Linked DNA regions of Homo sapiens: regions 1 and 3 are each linked to region 2. A link is an interaction called in ENCODE POLR2A ChIA-PET data of the cell type or tissue named here. Cell type or tissue: CD4-positive, alpha-beta T cell. All regions are shown on one strand. Links, peaks and the distances in the headings refer to the core of each region. The heading gives the core; the rest is flanking DNA.

Evidence for each region. ChIA-PET counts read pairs that join two places held together with the same protein. Peaks named below come from ENCODE experiments on the same cell type or tissue, not always from the same donor. Only the 100,000 strongest peaks of a DNase experiment are listed, where the experiment ranks them.
Region 1: POLR2A ChIA-PET joins it to region 2 with 15 read pairs; 22 of 35 experiments call an interaction of 5 or more read pairs at or near these places.
Region 3: POLR2A ChIA-PET joins it to region 2 with 10 read pairs; 22 of 35 experiments call an interaction of 5 or more read pairs at or near these places.

Annotation. Positions count from the first base shown.
Region 1 is chr16:84,599,955-84,603,645 of GRCh38, forward strand. The region is part of intron 2 of COTL1 (coactosin like F-actin binding protein 1); the gene reads right to left. Among named protein-coding and RNA genes, the nearest start is that of COTL1, 16 kb to the right of the region's middle. RefSeq lists enhancers at 1-146, 254-403, 3,355-3,474, 3,485-3,691, 3,515-3,691 and silencers at 1-19, 3,169-3,463. In CD4-positive, alpha-beta T cell, for the core only: no CTCF peak of the experiment used is centred there; DNase peaks (open chromatin) are centred at 77, 1,027 and 1,927; H3K4me3 peaks cover 1,374 bases; H3K27ac peaks cover 2,500 bases.
Region 2 is chr16:84,513,196-84,518,165 of GRCh38, forward strand. The region is part of intron 1 of LOC124903735 (a long non-coding RNA gene); the gene reads left to right. Among named protein-coding and RNA genes, the nearest start is that of MEAK7, 11 kb to the left of the region's middle. RefSeq lists enhancers at 798-1,405, 1,583-1,632, 1,663-1,722, 1,743-1,822, 1,993-2,262. In CD4-positive, alpha-beta T cell, for the core only: no CTCF peak of the experiment used is centred there; a DNase peak (open chromatin) is centred at 1,896; H3K27ac peaks cover 2,116 bases.
Region 3 is chr16:84,605,622-84,610,591 of GRCh38, forward strand. All of the region lies in intron 2 of COTL1 (coactosin like F-actin binding protein 1), which reads right to left. Among named protein-coding and RNA genes, the nearest start is that of COTL1, 10 kb to the right of the region's middle. RefSeq lists enhancers at 808-927, 1,088-1,147, 1,348-1,397. In CD4-positive, alpha-beta T cell, for the core only: no CTCF peak of the experiment used is centred there; DNase peaks (open chromatin) are centred at 2,310 and 2,840; H3K4me3 peaks cover 1,711 bases; H3K27ac peaks cover 2,500 bases.

The DNA.
Region 1 (3,691 bases), core at 1-2,500, 86 kb after region 2:
GGGAAGGAGAAATGTCTTCTTGCCACCAAAGAGGAAGGAGGGCTCAGTGGCCGCCCACGTCTGTAAGAGGGAGGGGGCCTGAGGCTGGGGCTGGAAGGGGCCAGGTTCGTTGCTGAAGTTGAAGGGAGAGCTCTCATTACTAAGAGGCCTGATATCACTATACCACTTGCTGTCTTTTTTCAGAGTGACTTTCGTAACTCCCTGCAGTTGACAAAAACAAAACCAAACCAAAAACACCCTCCTGTCCTGCTCAAAAAACTTTGCAAAAGTATTAAAAAGTGTAAAAACTGAAACCCATTACTCTGTTTATTTCTAAACTCCTTTTGGTTTATTCCTTATAGGGCATGAATAAAGGCTCTTTTTTTTTTTTTTTTTTGAGACGAAATCTCGCTCTGTTGTCCAGCCTGCAGTGCCGTGGCACGATCTCAGCTTACTGCAACCTCCGCCTCCTGGGTTCAAGCGATTCTCCTGCCTCAGCCTCCTGAATAGCAGGGATTACAGGCACCTGCCACCATGCTCGGCTAATTTTTGTAGTTTTAGTACAGACGGGCTTTCACCGTGTTGGCCAGGCTGATCTCGAACCCCTGACCTCAGGTGAACTGCCCGCCTCAGTCTCCCAAAGAGCCAGGATTACAGGCGCGAGCCACTGCGCCCGGCCAAGGCTCTGTTTCTTTATGTGATCCGCATTGTGTGGGTATCTGCGTGTAGGCACATTGTTTCTGCATTGGAGCTCACACTGTAAATGCGGTTTGATATCCCACGCAGGAGACTCCTCAAATGATCCCCGATTCATTGCATTTTCACTAGGTGTGAATGACCCAGCTTTCCTAGCTTGACAGAGAACATAAGAAAATGAAGTACAGGATGGCCAGAGGAAAAGAAAGATGATTACTTCGGCAGAACCTCCAGGGTATAAGCTGATCTGGATACCCAAATTAAACCGAGAGCTAAAGGTTTTCCCCCTATGACAAAGCACTAGCACTTTCTTTCATGATAATTCTCTACTTCCTTAAATGGGAGTTAGTGTGTTAGACCTGACTCCACCCTCTGACTTAGAGAAGAGTGGCTGTAAAGCAGTCCCTGGAGGCTCTGAGGACCTTATTACAGTATCTATAGCATCTATAAGGAGACGCTGCGCCACTGAGGGGTTCAGCGTCTGGCTCCCAATCACTGAACAGCCCTGGCACACACTGCTTTATACTCTTGTGTCTGCTTTTCACTGTTGTGCTGCCTCTTCCATCGCTGTGGGTTGGTTATTTGACAAACACTTACTGACAATCTGTGATACAGGGATTTTGCTGAAAATGCAATCCCTACCTTCAAAAAATATACAGTCTACCATAGCAAACAAAAATGTAGTGTGTGAATACCATGAAATTACTGCTATGGCAAAGAGTTGTGACTGGCAGTTACAGGAGCATCAAGGAAAGAAGGAAATCCGCTCTGCCTGGGCAGCTGTGACCAGGACTGGCTTTGCAGAGGAGGTGATGTTTGATTAGGGTCTTTTTCTTTTATCCCCCCGAGACGGAGTCTTGCTCTGTCACCCAGGCTGGAGTGCAGGGGCACAATCTCGGCTCATGCAACCTCCGCCTCCCGGGTTCAAGCAGTTCTCCTGCCTCAGCCTCCCGAGTAGCTGGGATTACTGGCACGCTCCACCACACCCAGCTAATTTTTGTATTTTAATATAGACCAGGTTTCACCATGTTGGCCAGGCTGGTCTCGAACTCTTGACCTCGTGATCCCCCCATCCTGGCCTCCCAAAGTGCTGGGACTACAGGCATAAGCCACCGCACCCATCCTGATCAGGGTCTTGAAGGATGACTCAGAGTTCCTCCAGAGAACAGGGTAAGGACAAAGAGGGTTCTTGTTGACAATTTGAGAGGGAGATTGTGACAGAACTCCAGACAAAGCAACAGCCTCTGCTGGCAAGTTCAAAACGCCTTCCTCCACCAGCCCTTCTCTCTTTTTCCGACTCACCACAAGCCAGAAGGGCATATGATGCAGCTGATGATAACTGTGTGCAAACTAAGAGCTTAAAGGCTCAGAATGAGCTACAGGCCTCCTTCAGCTTGCTCAGCCCTACTCCAGGAGGGAAGGAATCTCGTTCCCTAGCACATCCAAAGCACCCAGACGATGCCCCACATGTACTCAATACATACTTCCCGAATAAATGAAGGGCATCTACATGGCATCTTTGACTTCTCAGAGGCTTTTCAGTTCCAAATTTGCAGCTGCGTTTCAGTTCAATGGGGGTGGGGGGGGTGCCATTTTATAAGAGTAAAACCAAGCAGATGGGCACAGCAGCTCACACCTGTAATCCCAACACTTTGGGAGGCCGAGGCAGGAGGATTGCTTGAGCCCAGGAGGTTGAGGCTGCAGTGAACTATGATCGCACCACTGCACTCCAGCCTGGGCCACAGTGAGACTCTGTCTCAAAAAACTTTTTTTCTTTTAATTAAAAAAAAAAAAGAATAAAACCAATTCTTTGTCAGGATTTTTAAAGTGTGACTTCCACCCCCAGAGAGCAGGAATGAATAGACAGGCAGGAACGAATGGATATGGACAGACATAACAACTGATTTGTTTTGACAAATTTGTGGTTTAATAAAAGCACATGTGGCCAGACGCAGTGGCTCATGCCTGTAATCCCAGCACTTTGGGAGGCCAAGGCGAGCAGATCACTTGAGCTCAGGAATTCGAGACCAGCCTGGCCAACCCGGCAAAACCCTGTCTCTACTAAAAATACAAAAATTAGCCATTCATGGTGGTGCACACCTGTAATCCCAGCTACTCGGGAGGCTGACGTAGGAGAATTGCTTGAGTCCAGGAGGCAGAGGTTGCAGTAAGCTGAGATCATGCCACTGCACTCCAGCCTGGGCGACAGAGACTTCATCTCAAAAAAAAAAAAAAGTGCATGGAAAGGGAAGGCCAAAAAGGCAGTGTTGCTGGAGTCAGCGATGCCAGAGTCAGTGATGCCTGCGTAACAAGGAAGCTGCTTCTCCACCTTTCACATGCACCAAGAACGGTAGCCCAGAGGGACGCAGCTGGCTTGAAACCTCAGCGGCATGAGAGCCTGGAGACCAGGGTTCAGGTCCTGGCTCTGCCCCTTTCCTCCCATGTAACAATGGCCCAGCGACTTCCCCTCTCTGCCCCCCAGTTCCCCGGAGGCCTCTCCATCTCTGCCTGGGAGCCCCTGGTTGGTGGGGGCAGACTCGCAGCCAGTTTTCCTTCCCCGTGGACTTTAACAACACTCCAGCCCGCAAGCCTGCGCACACCAGCCCCCACGGGGACAGCTGACTCACTTTACTCTTCTACGGATTCACTTATTCATTACCCCATGCAACATCCGAGGCAGAACCTCCCCTCTTCCCAAAGGACTGAGGCAACGAAGTGTGACTCAGCCAGGGCTCTGCGCCAGGCTCTGAGTGAACACACTGGAAACCCGGCCGTGGGTACAACACGGCGTCACAGCTCTGCCGTAAACACAGGGGGACCCACTGAGAGCCCAGGGGACCAGCAAGCCTCCCCCTGGAGGTCTCCTCATCGGTGACACAGCACGTTGATCCTCATCAGCCAGCTGAGGGGGTGATGCCCTGGGAATCGGGCCTGGCACACAGGAAGTGTTGGGAAGCGCTAGGTGAGGATGATAAGGACAAGGCGGCCTTGGGACCAACGGTGACAATGGCAACAG
Region 2 (4,970 bases), core at 563-3,062:
AGGCAAATTATCCTAACTCTGATTTACAATCCCAACCGCTACAACTCTGACCGGACGAAGGAATGGACTTACATTCTTTTCCCATAAGTAATTACAGACCTTAAGCCTGTTTCGGCGGCTTACAGAAGCTACCCACAGACTGTGTGCCCTACAGTTCACCTTTTCACACAAAGAGCCAAGTTCCACCTCTCTTTAATGCTAACCTCACTCCAACGTGAACATGTGATATACGTTATATGTATGTCACATGTGTTTACCCACTGCCCATGCACTCGGCTCCCTTCATAAATATATATCACTTCCTCCCGAACCTGCTGAATATGTACAACTATTGTGGGCTACAGGCCCTGTTAGGCATAAAACCCAGCCTGTTCCTCCCCTCTTGGAAGAGGGGTTACCTTTGGCACACACTGGAGACCGTCTCTTCCAGTTTGCAAACTGATACCCCCGCCAAGCTCTCCTTTCTACCATTTAGCCACCCTGGCGGTCTTTCGGATAACAAGAAAAATCCAGGAAAAGGCAGCAAAGGAAAAGCAGCGTCCAAAAGGCTGAGGGAGACTGTCACCCTGTCCTCTAAGTGCCACCAAGACACAGAGCCTGAGCGCAGGGACGTCATGTGTATGTCCCTTGCACCTGGGCCTGGTCTGGCCCGCAGCCGGGGCTCAAGAAACAGCTGCTCACCGAGAGTGGTGGCTCACACCTGGAATCCCAGCACTTTGGGAGGCCAAGATGGGAGGATCACTTGAGCCCAGGATTTCAAGACCAGCCTGGGCAACACAGGGAGGTCCCTCAACCCTACAAAGAGTCAAAAATTAGCTGGGCGTGGTGGCCCACGTCTCTGGTCCCAGCTACTCGGGAGGCTGGGGAGGGAAGATTGCTTGAGCCTAGGATGTAGAGGCTAAAGCGAGTTGTGATTGTGTCACCACACTTCAGCCTGGGTGACAGAGCCAGTCAAAAAAAAAAAAAAAAGAAAGAAAGAAAGAAAAAGAAATGGCTACCGAATGAACAAATGGTCGGTTGGTTGCTCCTGCCCCACTCAGTTCCCCCAGGTAAAATGGATCCTGCCTCTCACCTACTTTAAAACCCTTCCACGACTGCCCACCACCCTAGGCTGCCCTCTCACTCAGCCCCCACCATCTGGGCCTGGTCTCTCCCCACATGCAGGGCCCAGCTCGACTCCTTCACCCCGACCTTTCCATGGTCCTCTCTCCCCACGCGCACGGCCCAGCTCAACTCCTTCACCCGGGCCTTTCCACTTTGCCTGGAACACGTGTCCCCATGTTCTTCCCTCCCTCATCCTTCAGGTGTCCCCAAGATCTTCCTGCCCACTCTCCACCCCACCTTGGCTTACGTGGCCCGCAGCCCAGAACTGGGATGAAAATAATGGGGGTGGAGGGAGGTGATGTTCTTTGACGACAGTACAGGCTTCAAGGACAGTGGAGAAGCCTGATCTGGGGGAGGATGGTGTGGGGAAAGACCCCGTGGGTGAGCCACGAGGCTAAGGAGGGGTCGTGGGGGAGGGTTATGCCCCATCCAAAAGCCCCACCAACTTAAATTCTGCAGCTGATTTCTGCCGCTGCTGTCTTGCCACTGCACAGGAACCCCAGGCTCAGAGCTCCTGTCACTTTATCTTGGGCACCAGGCACCCTGCAGAGGTAGCTTCATCCTGGGCCTCTCACAAAACGTTGCTTTTGCAGTAAGAGTCGCTGTGAGTTCAACCCACGGTTCTCACTGCGCTAAGGCTCTGTTTCTGCTTTTGTGGTACACAGGTCTTTTTCTTCTTCTAACACCATAAAAGGTGACAAAATCTCCTAGTTGCTGAAGTCCTCTGTGCACACACTCGGCTGGGGAGCCTTTGTGGCTTAGTGGAGCGAGGCTTGTGGGGCCGCCTGCTTACCTGGGTCCCTGCCTCTGCAGGGATTGCCTTATATGGTGAACAGGCCCAGTGACAACGTGCAGCCAGGGCTGGTGACGGAAGTCCTCAGTTTCGAAAGAGGCTTTGCACGGATCTTTACAGAAGGTCTGGCCTCCAAGCAGGCAGGCAGGCAGCAAGCCACCTTTCCAGAAGTCACCAGGCATCGAGGGCAACCAGGGAGTCGGTGCCCAGACTAAATGCAGACAGGTCATTCTGCTTCCTGCCCAGCAGTTCAAAGGAGAAGACATGGCCAGGAATGGACTGTTTCGCGGAGATGAACAGAGGGAGGCAGCAGGGCTTTCTAACACTAGGTACAACCAGATGAAGCTGCCGTTTGGGATTGTAAACATGATTAATACAGGTAGATGTGGTCCAGGCTCACAATCACCCGCCCATGGGCCAGGCCCATGCTAAGTGCCGAACACGCAGCATCCCACTTAACCCTGGCAGCCAGCACTCTGGGATAGGCACTGTCATTCTTCGCACTTAACAGATACACAAACTGAGGCTCCAAGCAGGACAGTAGCTTCTCTACCAGGCAACCGGTCCATGGCAGAGACAGTGCAGGCCTCCTGCAATCCCAGCTCAAGAAGGCTGTGCTGGGGCAGGGAGCAAGGGACATGGCTGTCTGACACTGTGGCCTCGGGCCACACCCGCTGCTTGAATGTCTCGGGTCCAAACCTAGATGTGCTATAAGCGTGAAAGACGCAGCAGTGTTCAAAGACTTGGTTGATTTTTTTAAATTTTAAAATCTCACATTTTAAACTACTATTTTATGGCCAGGAGCAGTGGCTCAAGCCTATAATCCCAGCACTTTGGGAGGCCAACGCAGGCAGATCACCCAAGGTCAGGAGTTCGAGACCAGCCTGGCCAACATGGCGAAATCCTGTCTCTACTAAAAATACAAAAATTAGCCAAGAGTGGTGGTGGGCATCTGTGGTCCCAGCTACTCTGGAGGCTGAGGCAGGAGAATCGCTTGAGCCCAAGAGGTTGAGGTTGCAGTGAGCCGAGACTGCACCACTGCACTCTAGCCTGGGCAACAGAGTAAGACTCCATCTCAAAAAAATAAACTACTATTTAGAAATAATTATAGATTCAACAGAAAGTTGCAAAGACAGTGCACAGAGGTCCAATATACCCTGCACCAAGTTTCCCTGTGGTTCTAACTCACCTAATCCAAACTGGGAAAGAGACATTGATGCAATCAATGTGTGTGTCCAATTCTGTCATTTCCCCACGAGGGTAGTAGAGTCGTGTGACCATCACTACAAAACACAACTATTCCATCTATGCTGAAGATACAGAAGTGTTCCATCACCACGATGATCTCTTCCATGTTGCCCCAAAATAATTGTGAAATAGAAATTCCATGTAGAAATAGTATTTTGGCTATATTAGGTTCAAAGCATATTAATGTTACCATTTCTCGTTTTAAAACATGAACAATGAAAACCTTAGAATCGCACACAGGGCTTGTGTTCTACCTCCATTGTCTGTATTTGGATGTTGGACAGCACCGGCTCCGAAGTTCAGACCACAGCTCGGTTGCTTTGGATGGGTTAATTAACCTCCCTGAGCTAGGCTCCGTGGGAGTAGACCAGACCTGTAAGAGTCACTGTTCGGCACACTTGAGTGCCTATGTGCTGGGCATCACGTAAAGGCAGGGGACACAGGAGGCAGCGAGAGAGACCATGTCCTCCAGAGGGAGAGGAGATGCCCTGTAAAGGCTCACACACGGGCTAGTAGTGAGAAGGGTCAGTCCACAAGCACCGCCAGGTAGAGTTGGGACCCAGAAGGGGTTAAATAAAAACAGCAAGGGAGAGGACTTAAGAACATGGCACAGACTCCCCCACACACAGTAAGGAAAAGAAACGCATGCACTGTCAGCAAATAAACAGCAGAAACAAAGAATTTTTTTTTTTTTTTTTTTTGAGATGGAGTCTTACTCTGTCGCCCAGGCTGGAGTGCAATGGCGCGATCTCGGCTCACTGCAACCTCCACCTCCCAGGTTCAAGCAATTCTCCTGCCTCAGCCTCCCAAGTAGCTGGGATGACCAGGGTCCACCACCGCACCCACCTAATTTTTGTATTTTTAGTAGAGATGGGGTTTCATCATGTTGGCCAGGCTGGTCTCGAACTCCTGACCTCAGGTGATCTGCCCACCTCGGCCTCCCAAAGTGCTGGGATTACAGGCATGAGCCACGGCACCCAGCCAGAATGTTGCTTAGAAACCCAAATTGTCCCTGTTGCCCCAGAGCAGGTAAACCATACTGGGGGACCCCAGAATCCCAGCTCTTCCCGGGTGCCTCCCAGTACCCAGAAGGCAACAGGAAGAAGCGACTGCGGTTGAAAATAATAAAAATACTGCTACATGCAGGCCCTGTTCCCCTAGAGAACTCGACCGCCAGCTGGGAACTGATACCAGGCCCCACGAGACCCATCCCCCAGGGCCCGTCCCAGAGATACTCAGCCCCAGGCGCTGGAAAGCTTTTCCAAAGAGATTATGAAAAACGTCTAATATGCGGAAAACCAGACTAAAAAAACAAGCCCTCTTTATACCCACCACCCAGACTCAGCCATTGCTAACATTCTGCCCTTTCCTACTGTTCGTTGGAATGTTCGAAGTGGGTCAATTCTGACATTTAAGCTTTCAACATATTTGACGCATTTTTTAAAAAATGATGCCGTTGTACTAACCACAGAACTGTCAATGCATCTAACAACATTAACAATCATTTTGTCATAGAACCTGAGCGTCAATTGCTGGACTCTGGTTGGTAATGCAGAGTCTCCCGGCTTTACCCCAGACCTCCTGAATCAGAATCCGCACCTTCACAAGGTCTGAGTACTTCATGTACTCATGATGGTTGGAGGAACAAACTATTTTTTTGGAGACAGGGTCTCGCTGTCATTGAGGCTGGAGTGCAGTGGTGCAATCATAGCTCACTGCAGCCTCCACTTCCTGGGCTCAAGTGATCCTCCCGCGTCAGCCTCTCGAGTAGCTGGGACTACAGGCACATGCCACTACACCTGGCTGATTTTTATTTTATTTTCCA
Region 3 (4,970 bases), core at 1,360-3,859, 93 kb after region 2:
CTGCCAGTACTGGCTTTGAAGACAGAGGAAGTGGCCACAAGCCAAAGAATGCAGGCAGTCTCTGGAAGCACAAGAAGGCAAGAAAATGGATTCTCCCCTGGAGCCTCCAGGAGAAAGCAGCCCTGTCCACACCTGGATTTTAGTCCTGTGAGGCTCATGTCAGACTTTTGACTTGCAGAACTATAAGATGATGCATTTATGTTGTTTTAATTCACCAAGTTTGTGGTCATTTGTTACAGTGGCCATAGGAAAGTAACACAATGACCCTGGCTAATGCCTGGCCTAATAAAGGTCCACTGTTAACCATTGTTGTTATCAACTTATTTATTTATTGCTCGCAAGGAAGCTTACCTAAGTACCTAGAAGACAAAGTAAGAATAAGTGCATGAAGAAAAGCGTGATGACCATAAACTAAGTACAGAACTAAAAACAAGATCTATGGCAGGTTAATTTCAAAATGCACTCATGAAATAAAATATTAAATGCTGACGTGCCATGCCTGCCTTCAAAAACCAGCCTCTGGGGACCTGCCACTGCTGAGGCCACTGAGCTGAATCAGAAAAGTCACAGGCACTTGCTTAAGTGGGAGAGGAAGGTGGCGATGCCTGGGCTCTGGAGTAAGAGGCCTGGGGCCAGAGCAGTCACATGGCCAGTGGTAGCGGCCGGGAGCCTTGTGGGCCACTGGGCTGTTACTTTGGAGGAGGGGACGGCGGGCCCTCCTGTGTGAGCTTAGCTCTCAGACATCTACATGGACTGTCACTCATTTGCCTACTCAACAACATCTGTGCAGGCTGCCAGGTACTGTTCCCAGCGCTGCCAATACTGCAGAGAACAAAGCTGACCTGGTTGCCCCACGGGGCTTGGATGCTCCCAGGAAAGTCACAAGATAAACAGGTGCATAACTGCACATGTGGCTATGATCTTAGGCACTGCTAAATGCTGCAAGGAGATGCTTTTTGACTCCTTGTCACCTTCTCCAAGGCCATGTCTGGTTTCAGTGGTAGTGGGCGTAGCCACTTGGGTACACCATGACATCCTGCCACGTCTAGCTGCTCAACCTCACAGAGGCACAGCCTGGAGTGCAGAAACCCTAAAGCCCCTAAAGGACCCCTCAACCAATGGGGGATAAGAGTCGGTGGCTACGTGCCCCCGCCTCCCAGGGCTGCACCCTCCATGTTCCTCTTAGGGTCCCTGAGGGATTCTGTCCCAGGTGCCCACAGCAGTAACTGTAGGATTCTGTCCCAGGCGCCTACAGCCCATAAGAAGTAGAGCTGAAATTTGAACCCAGGCATTACGGGTTCTCTTCTATAAGCAAGAGACAAAGGAGTGGACAGCCAGCACGTGCTGGGAAAAGCCTATGACCCAGGATTCAGCCCATGACTTGGGCCCACTCAAGGGAGCAACACACCCATGGGGGAAAGAGATTGGCAGCCATCTAACCATGAAGGATGGGGATTCCCCGCCAAGGATACCACCACCAAAGGGACAAAGTCCCTCTCTCCAGGAGGACTTCGCCAAGGAGTTGAAGAAACAGACATGCACACGACCACCATACGGGACACCAACACCACAAAGACAAGGAGGGCATCCGAGCAGAGGGAACATTCACACCGGGCCTTGACGGGTGTGTAGGAGTCCTCCAGGAAGGCGAAACAGATGAAGACAGTGCAGGCAGAGGGAAGAGAGTCCACAGGCCTAGGGAAGCGGGAAGGCAGGCCAGCGCGGCACAGGGGAAGAGCTGAGAGCCTCGGACACAGATCTGGATTCAAAGTGCAGTTCTTCCCAACTGCAGCATCTCCAGCAAGCGACTCTGGCTCTCCAAGGAAAATGTCAGGTTCCTCCTCAGTGAAGTGGGGATAATTTCTACTTGTGGGTGTCACTCTGCTCATTACTCCCTCAGAGAGAAGATAAATTAGATAAACTAACACACGCAGAGCTCCTACGTAGGGCCTGGGACTTGGGCATCCCTAAGGTCAGCATCGTGTGTGTTGGGGACACACACTGGAGGGGTCGGCTGGCCAGCACCTGTCATAAAGGGCACCCCATGTCATGTCTGAGCGTTTGGACCTTATGGAGAAAAGGTGTTGGAAGTGGGAGGCGGGGGAGCAATCTGACCTGAAGGTTAGAAAGCCACCCCTAGCCTGGACTGCAAGCTCACTGGGGTCAGGGAAAGGACTCAACTCAGTACTTGGCAAAGGGCTTGGGGCATAGTAGATGCTCGAGAAATGTCCCGGAGAAGACAAGGTCATGATCAAGGGTGGAGCCCTAAGAAACGCCTAGACTTATCGGGCAGGAAGCAGAAGCAGCAGCAGAAGGAAGTGAGAATGACAGGAGAGAGACATAAAAGGAGAACTAGGCAAGTCTAGCCACGCAGAAGCAGAAGCACAAGCGAGGGGGACTATCTTTTCAGGAGGTGCTGGCCACTGGCAAATGCTGGAGGGAGGTAAAGTGGATCAGAGACAAAGAAATGACCACTAAATCTGGCAACTGGAATATTTACCAAAGACCTAGACATAGAGCTCCATGCTCTGGGTGTGGGTGGGCACCAGAATGAAATGGGGTAAAGAAAGGATGGGAGACAAGGAGGTATTTATAACACCTATAAAATCTGTAAGGGATGCTTTCAAAAAGTTTGCATTAACTTCTGAATATTTTCAAGGGACAAAAACCCAATTCACCTAGTGTTTAGGGAATGCTTTTTTTGAACTTGAGACACTGTACTTACCAGGAAGATACACATCTATCATCCTTCATCATTTTCTGTTTGTGGTGACACAGCCACAAACAGAAAAGAAAGCACAAACATCACCATGCAGTAGACTGAAAGAGCTACCACAAAGCCCACGCCCCTGTGGACACACAAAAAAGCTATGCAGCGTGGCTCAGGGCCTCCCAGCAACAGATCTGTGGGCAAAGAAGGCAATGGGAGACTGGATAGTGCAGAAAATTACAAAGGTAATGTTTTCGCAGCCCTTCAGGGTACCACTTAAAAACAAAAACCCAGCCGGGCGGGGTGGCTCACGCCTGTAATTCCAACACTTTGAGAGGCCAAGGCAAGTGGATCGCTTGAGCCCAGGAGTTCGAGACCTGCCTGGACAACATAGTGAAACCCTGTCTCTACAAAAGATACAAAAATGAGCCAGGCGTGGTAGCAGGCGCCTGTAGTCCCTGCTACTGGAGACGCTGAGGTAGGAGAATCGCCTGAGCTGGGAGGCAGAGGTTGCAGTGAGCCAAGATCGTGCCACTGCACTCCAGACTGGGTGACAGGGCACGACCTTGTCTCAAAAATTAAATTAAATTAAAAACCCAACATTGTTTCTGGAGCAAAGTAGGAACCCAATAAAATGTTTGTCGCATGCATTAACGGACAGACTGTTCAGCACTTTATAACTGCCCAAAGCCCTGTCACAGATTTGGAGCTTCTTTTTGATGTCACATTCCCTTAGACCTTAGGAAAGAAAGCAATTTCTCTCCTTCCCTTCTCGCCCAAATTTCTGAAACCCGGGTGTGTATGTTCAGCTAGGGAAAAAATATTCAGGTGCAAAACAGCACGATAAATAGACTGCCGGCTCTCTGTGTGTTGTATTGCCATATACGCAGAGGTCATGGACAGCAAGTGAATTTGACTCCTTCGCATTCCAGCTCCCTTCTTTTGGTCGCTATACTCCAGTTTTCCGTAGGAACCACCTCTCTGCCACTCTCAGTCTCTGTCATCCAGGTAGGGCTGATGCCACCTCCAAGAGGCATCCCCTAGGCCTGCACTAAGGCCAGTCAGTCTTCCTGGAGGCATAGCAGGCCAGAAAATGGGGCTGTGAGACAGGAGAGTGCAGAGGCAAGGAAGGCCTCCTTCAATCCTTTCTTCAACATCTATGCCAAGTGGTTAGTCGGACTCTCCTGACATACCTCCTGTGATGGGGGCCTCACTTTCTCCTCTGGTAGCCCGTTCTACCTTAAGGGCCTCTTCCTCTCCAGGTCAACCCAAAATCTATCTGATATGGTTTGGCTCTGGGTTCCCACCCAAATCTCACCTTGAATTGTAATAAGTGTCAAGGGCAGGACGGGGTGGAGATAATTGACTCAGGGGGGCAGTTTCCCCCATACTGTTTTGGTGATAGTTCTCACAAAACTGATGGTTTTATAAGGGGCTTCCCCCTTCACTTGGCTCTCAGTCTGTCTCCTGCTGCCACGTAAAGAAGGATGTGTTTGCTTCCCCTTTTGCCATGATTGTAAGTTTCCTGAGGCCTCCCCAGCCATGCAAAACTGTGAGCCAATTAAACCTCTTTTCTTTATAAATTACCCAGTCACGGGTATTTCTTCATAGCAGCGTGAGAAGAGACTAACACACTATCCCTGAATTCCTACTGCGTGGTCCCATTTACCACATAGGGTTGGTGTGGGGGTAGGAACACAAGAAGTCCACACTTACCACATGACAGCCCCTCAAACATCTGAAGACAACACTGGTGTCTCCCAAGGATCTCTCCTCTTGGTCTCACAAGGTTAAATATGCCCAATTTCCTCAGTCAGTTCTCACATGAGAGGCTTTAAATTCCTTGTCCAGCCTGGATTCTCCTCTCCTCTGAGACTGTGTCCAGCTGCCTAACCTGGAGACTATGGCCAGGACTCTTTTAGATGGAAACTAAATCCAGAACCCACTCACACTGGCCTGAGAAAAAATATTACTTGGCTCATGAAAGTGAACCGTCTAAAGAGAAAGCTTCAGGCATGGCTGGATCCCAGAGTTTTCTGGCACGTCACCTGTCTCCACTCCCACCACCAGGCTCTGTTCCTGAGTTCTCAGACAGGTACTCTCTATAAATGGTAGACATGCCCTGTGAGCTCCAAGCCCTCATTATTCTTATTTGTTTTAATCCCAGAGAAAGATAAAAAGACTCTTTACCAACAACTCTGTCCAAAGTCTCAGGGATGAATCTGATTGGCTAGATTTGAGTCACAAGGGCCCTTGAACC